Regions from separate parts of the Homo sapiens genome. Here region 1 is linked to region 2. The links are chromatin loops, found by intact Hi-C in ENCODE. Cell type or tissue: mammary epithelial cell. All regions are shown on one strand. Each heading gives the region's core, and the rest is flanking DNA. Links, peaks and the distances in the headings are about the cores only. Region 1 overlaps DOCK4 (dedicator of cytokinesis 4). Region 2 overlaps DOCK4 (dedicator of cytokinesis 4).

Region 1 (2,919 bases), core at 144-2,643, 190 kb before region 2:
CTGATGCTGTATTTTAAAAATTCTACTCAAAAGATAATTAATTTGCTTGGTAAAATAAAACACAATACATCCCTCTCTGCCTATTACAGGAGCCCCCAAATAAATATTTGAATATCCTAGTAAATGAAATATATTTTAAAACAAACAATGCTTATATATGACAGTTTGTAAAAATCGGGGCATTTGCTCTAAGAATACAGGCATTCAATGGTATTAAGAAGCCATTTTAAAATAAAATGAAATTTTGGGTCTGATATTTGGGTCTCTAAGAAATAAAGCATCTTCCTTATCAGTACTCTTTTTTTTTCTAAAAAAACACATAGATTTATTGAGATATAATTCACATACAATAAAATCCACCTTTTAAAAATGTGCAATTCAGTGGTTTTTAGTATATTTATAGAGTTGTGCAAACATTAACAAAATTTAATTTCAGAATCTTTTCATCATGTCAAAAAGAAACCCTATACTCATTAGCAGTTACTTCCTATTTTTCTCTTCCTCCAGCCAGTCACAATACTACTTTTTGTTTCTATGGATTTGCCTATTATGGAATTATACAATGTGCTGGCCTTTTGTGACTAGCTTTTACTTAACATAGTATTTTTAAAGTTCATCCATTTTGTAGCACATATAAGTATTTCCTTTCTTTTTATTGCTGAGTATCATTGCATAGATATGCTGTGTTTTGTTTACCCATTCATCAGTTAATAGATATTTGGGCAGTTTCTACATTTTGGCTATTATGAATAATGCTGCTATGACGATTCAGATACAAGTATTTGTGTAAATATATATTTTCAATTTTCTTAAGCATGTATATAGAAGTAGAACTTCTGCGTTAATATTCTTTAAATAACCCATTTTGTTTTGTTTTCTTTTTTTTTTTTTTTTTTTTTTTTGGAGACAGGGTCTCACTGTCACCCAGGCTGGAGTGCAGTGGCTCAATCACAGCTTACTGAAGCTTTGACTCCTGAGCTCAAGCAATCCTCCTGCCTCAGCCTCCTAAGAAACTGGAACCACAGGCGCACGCCACCGAACCTGGCAATTTTTTTTAACTTTTAGTAGAGATGGGGTCTCACTATGTTGCCCAGGCTGGTCTTGAACTCCTGGGCTCAAGTGATCCTCTGGCCTTGGCCTCCCAAAGTGCTGCAATTACAGGCATGAGCTACCGTGCCCAGCTAAATAACCCGTTTTTCATGAGGGGAAAAATCCCTACTTAGATCATAAAAGTGGATAAATGTATTTGAGTGCTAAAAATTATCTTGGAAATTGATCAAACAACAAAAGACTTCTGGCCTCAAGCAATTCTCTTGCCTTGGCCTCCCAAAGTGCTGGGATTACAGGTGTGAGCCACTGTGCCTGGCCAAAAGGATGTTTTTAATGTTGATATTTGTTTGCTTTTAAATCCAAGACCAGACTAGAATCTGATTCCTTAAAAAAAAGGTCAGGCTCCAGGATTCTGAAGAGTGTAGTGCCCTTTAGAAACCAACAGAGGGGGACCCTTCTCTTTCATTGTGAAGCAAATGCCATTTATACCCAGGAAAGCTATTTTTAAAAGAAGAATGATATAGAAGATTGATTTATTCTAATTGACTTTTTAACAAAATTTATTCTATTTGCTAATGCAGTTTTCCAATTTGCTAAACTCTCTTTAAAATTATGACTCTTAAACTACTTCTAATTTTTTAAAACTTTATACTTTTAATTATAATCTTTCAGACATGACTCTGCCAACAATGTCATGTCTGTTTGTGCCAACAGAGGGAGACGACCTACTGTGGCAGGGTCGTGTCTAGACCCTGCTGCGCAATCCCCAGCCATCTGTGTGGCTATAGCTCTAGACTGTCTGCTGCTCTGCTCAGAACCTGGATCCAGGCCATCTGCAGTCCTTAGGGGGTTGCTCATAACAGCTTGGGATCAGCTACACCTCCAAAACGTAGTCTTTTAAATTCAACATGTATTCTGACTTTGCCATTTTTTAATTTTCATTTTCTGGGGGTCTTGCTCTGTTGTCCAGAGTGGTCTGGAACTGTGCTCAAGTGATACTCCTATCTCAGCCTCCCAAGTTTTTGGGATTACAGTGTGCCACTGTGCCCACTTGCTGCTGTTTTTGATCAGGAATCAAGATTTCCTCCAGTTTTAGGCAGGCCCACCTGCAAAGTCAGCTTTGTGACCGCCCACTACACTGTGTGGAGTCTCTTTTAATGCAACAAGGAGATTTCACATTATGTCTGTGTAGCACCCAAATGCATGGTCATTTCAACTGACTAAAGAAAACATCTGTTCCACGTGATACTAAAATGAACCTGTATTGGATATTTTGGGATCTACCTATCTGTCTTTTTCATTCTGAAAGGCAGATAATGATTATTAAACAATAAAGTGAAATCTTTCTCTTCTTCTCCAAGTACACCCATCCTAGTATTCTGTCATATGTGCTGACAGGCAAGATTTAGGTAAACACAAACATCAAAATATTTCTGTATTGAGAACTAAAGTTGTAACAATTGATTCAATTTTATAAACTATCCCAGATACCTTTCCTTAGTTGCTTGGGGAATTACATTTGCTCTTTTAAGCAATGTTTTTGTACAAGGAAGGTGTATATACTGAAGTATTCAATAAATATTCAAGCATAGAAGACACTACTGGGCAGAATGTGAAAAATGAAAAGAATGGAGTTGAATATTTTATTATCTTATAGGTGTCTTAGAATGTCTAAAAGTTTTCTCTTTGTAGAAATGGAGTTTATACTAGCAATAAATTGGGTCTCTTTGCTGGGTGACATTTATCTTTTTACAAATTCATCAAAATGGCCAAACAACACTCTTTACATGGTGCTGGAGGTAGGGTTTTCACATGATGTGAAACTGCATTGCTTTCGATACTCTGCAACTCCAAGCCTCCTGCAGTGCC
Region 2 (2,919 bases), core at 221-2,720:
CATAAGAAGTAAAACTGTCTAGTGATTCAATGAGCATGAAAGTTACACAACATGTACTTTTATCCAAAAATATATGACTGGGTAATATCTTCGGTTGAAACATGTTGTGAGAAAGATTAGCAAGCTAATCAATCCACAAAAAATTACAAAGAACGCTTGTAAAATAATTTTCAACAGTTAAATATCATTGAAATAGATTTATGGTCTCCAAGAAGAACAATAACAACAGAGAACACATTTAGACGGTCATGTTCTATTAAACTAATTGGAAAAACAACTGTCATTTTTTTTATACTCAAACCAATTTTACAAAAACAAAAACAAAAACAAAAATCCCATGTAGCATATCTGAAAAAGCAGTCATTTGTCTTAAATTGAACTATGCTAATCTGGGCACAGTGACTCACGCCTGAAATCCCAGCACTTTGGGAGGCAGAAACAGGCAGATCACTTGAGCCTCGGAGTTCAAGATCAGCCTGGGCAACAGGGTGAAACCTTGTCTCTACAAAAAATTTAAAAAATTAGCCCGGTGGGGTGGTGCATGCCTGTGATCCCAAGTACTCAGGAGACACAGGTGGGAGGATCACTTGAGCCCAGGAGGCAGAGGTTGCAATGAGCTGATATCTGGGATAACAGAATGAGACCTTGTCTTAAAAAAAAAAAAAATTAACTACGCTGTTTGAAGAGTGTGAGGATAACAATTAATACCCATTCTACACTGAGTAGGTGTGAAGGGAGACACACCAGAAGCTAAGGGGTGGTAAGATGGACGAAGGAATAATGAGAAGAGCTAAGAGGATGGTTCCAGGGTGCAGTGCTGACCCTAGAGCCTCTCCCTAAAAGGCAATAGAATACAAACGTAAGGTGATCTGAATTGTTTCTATTTCACTGCTTCTCCTGCATTCTGTCAAATGTTTTCTGATTGCCTAACAGTGTAAGATATGTCCAATAATCTGCTGTGGGAGACCAGAATACGGCACCCCAAAATATACTTCTTTGGCATAAGAATTGTTGAGCTAAAGGCAATTAAGAAGTAGGTGCTGTAAAGCTCTCTGCCTTCCCTCTAATTGCCTAAAGGCAATGCATAGATTTACAAAAACAAAAAGAATCTTGCCTCTCTTAGACCATGTAAGTACTAACAGGCCTGGCCTTGCTTAGTTTCTGAGATCAAACAAGATCAGGCACATTCAGGGTGGCATGGTCATGGGCCTGCCCCTTCTTCTACCAGGGAGAACAAAGGTTAACCACAGATGACAATTTTAAACGTTACAGGCCTGGAGATGGCACCAGAGGTATCCCTACCAACACTCTTTATCAACTAGCCTTTGTCTGCCAGTTATTTGCCTTCCTAGAAGTTGCCTCCCTAGAGACTTCAAGTCCTGTTTGGTCTTGTCATTTCTCCAAAATGTACTGTTCTTTCTTGAAGACACTATATAAGCTGGAATTCAAAGCCACCTCTTTGAGAATTTCTCATTCCCTATGTATTAATATATCTCATTTATGTATGAAATATACATGTTAGTAAACTTCTGTTTTTCTCTTTTTAATTTGTCTTTTGATAAAGAGGACCATTCCAACTAAGAATGTATGAGTGTTAAAGAAAAAATTATTTTCCTTCCCAAAACTGTGAAGAGAGCTGTTACTGTGGTCTCGCCTAGAATAACAAAGGACAATTCAGAAAAGCTCAGGCCGCACTATAAATTGCTCTATTTATGCCCCCAAGAAACCAGTGCTACCTCTGTCCAGGCAAGATACTTTGGGAAGCAGCTGGAAGGTGTGCTGGCAGTTCTGCAGTGGCCGCTGGACTACGGGGCTTTGGTGCTTATGATGGCAGAGATGAAGGACATTCGAATAGATGCCCTATGTACAGGGAATGATCAGTGGTAAACAGAAGAGACCCAAGGGCCTTCTAATTCAGTGGTTCCCAACTGAAAGATTCTCCCCAGGGCCTGAAAGCTTAAGGGAATGAATAACTCCTCCCTCCTCAGGCCCAGTCCCAAGGCGCAAGACCCAGCAGCGTGCGTCAGCAAGATAGCAGAAGCAGGAAGAGAGGTGGCCGGAAGACACATACCCCCTGAAGATGGAGAGGGAGACTGTCCGGGTACTACGTAGCTGTCATGTCAGACTGGGACACTTCCTGTTTACAGAGGGCTATAAAACCCCTGCCCCGTCCTCACATGGGGCTGATGCCATTTTAGGCCTCGGCCTGTCTGCACCCAGGCGCTCATTAAAACAGGGTACTGCTCCACACTGCCTTGTGTTGTTTGTTGGCGTGCTCTCAGGGTTCGAACCGATACAAAGAGCCTCGCACCAACCTGATTGTGTACAATATTCTCCTGGTGAGCTGTATAAAGCCCAGGCCCCACCCTGGAGATCCTGATTGACTGGGTCAGGATGGACCTAAAAGCTTCCTGTTTGTTTAAAGCCCAGCCATGTTAAAGGACCACTGTTTTTACCCAAAAGCCCTAGTCTTAATTAATCAGAATTGCTGACTGTTTTATGATAGTCATGTATACCAGAAAACAGGCAATGTACGCCTGGTATCTTAGGGTCGAAGACTTTTCCCCTCTTCCTCCCAACCACATGAGAACACAAATGACAGAGTTTTTCCTTGGCAATAAATGAAAGCAACTTCTCAAGCAAGTCTTCCTAGATAAGATTATTAATGTGCTTTCTAATTTTAAAACTAAAGCAAAGTTAGAGTCATGAGCTCTTCTGATTAAAGGGAAATGGAAAGAGGAAGATCTCTGATACAACTGTTTCCAGAGTTTACTTAAAGAGGAGATAGATGATGTTTTCTTTTAAAAATATTAATGCTCAAGCCCATATTCACCTTACAAATAATTGAGTGTTGAGGACTATGCAGCCAAATGATGTGATGGCTTTGTTGGCACATAAAGAATTTGGGTTTAGTTGAAT

The links. A loop is a pair of places that touch in the nucleus more often than their neighbours do. Peaks named below come from ENCODE experiments on the same cell type or tissue, not always from the same donor. Only the 100,000 strongest peaks of a DNase experiment are listed, where the experiment ranks them.
Region 1: a loop joins it to region 2, with 15 times the contacts of the local background. A loop is called at or near these places in 2 of 110 quality-filtered maps.

The regions. Positions count from the first base shown.
Region 1 is chr7:111,761,885-111,764,803 of GRCh38, forward strand. All of the region lies in intron 39 of DOCK4 (dedicator of cytokinesis 4), which reads right to left. The region is part of intron 1 of LOC124901726 (a long non-coding RNA gene); the gene reads left to right. Among named protein-coding and RNA genes, the nearest start is that of DOCK4-AS1, 45 kb to the right of the region's middle. In mammary epithelial cell, for the core only: a CTCF peak has its summit at 1,486; no DNase peak of the experiment used is centred there.
Region 2 is chr7:111,952,557-111,955,475 of GRCh38, forward strand. All of the region lies in intron 8 of DOCK4 (dedicator of cytokinesis 4), which reads right to left. It also overlaps the pseudogene RNA5SP237. Among named protein-coding and RNA genes, the nearest start is that of DOCK4-AS1, 150 kb to the left of the region's middle. RefSeq lists an enhancer at 1-57. In mammary epithelial cell, for the core only: a CTCF peak has its summit at 1,279 (motif pointing right); a DNase peak (open chromatin) is centred at 1,275; H3K27ac peaks cover 1,395 bases.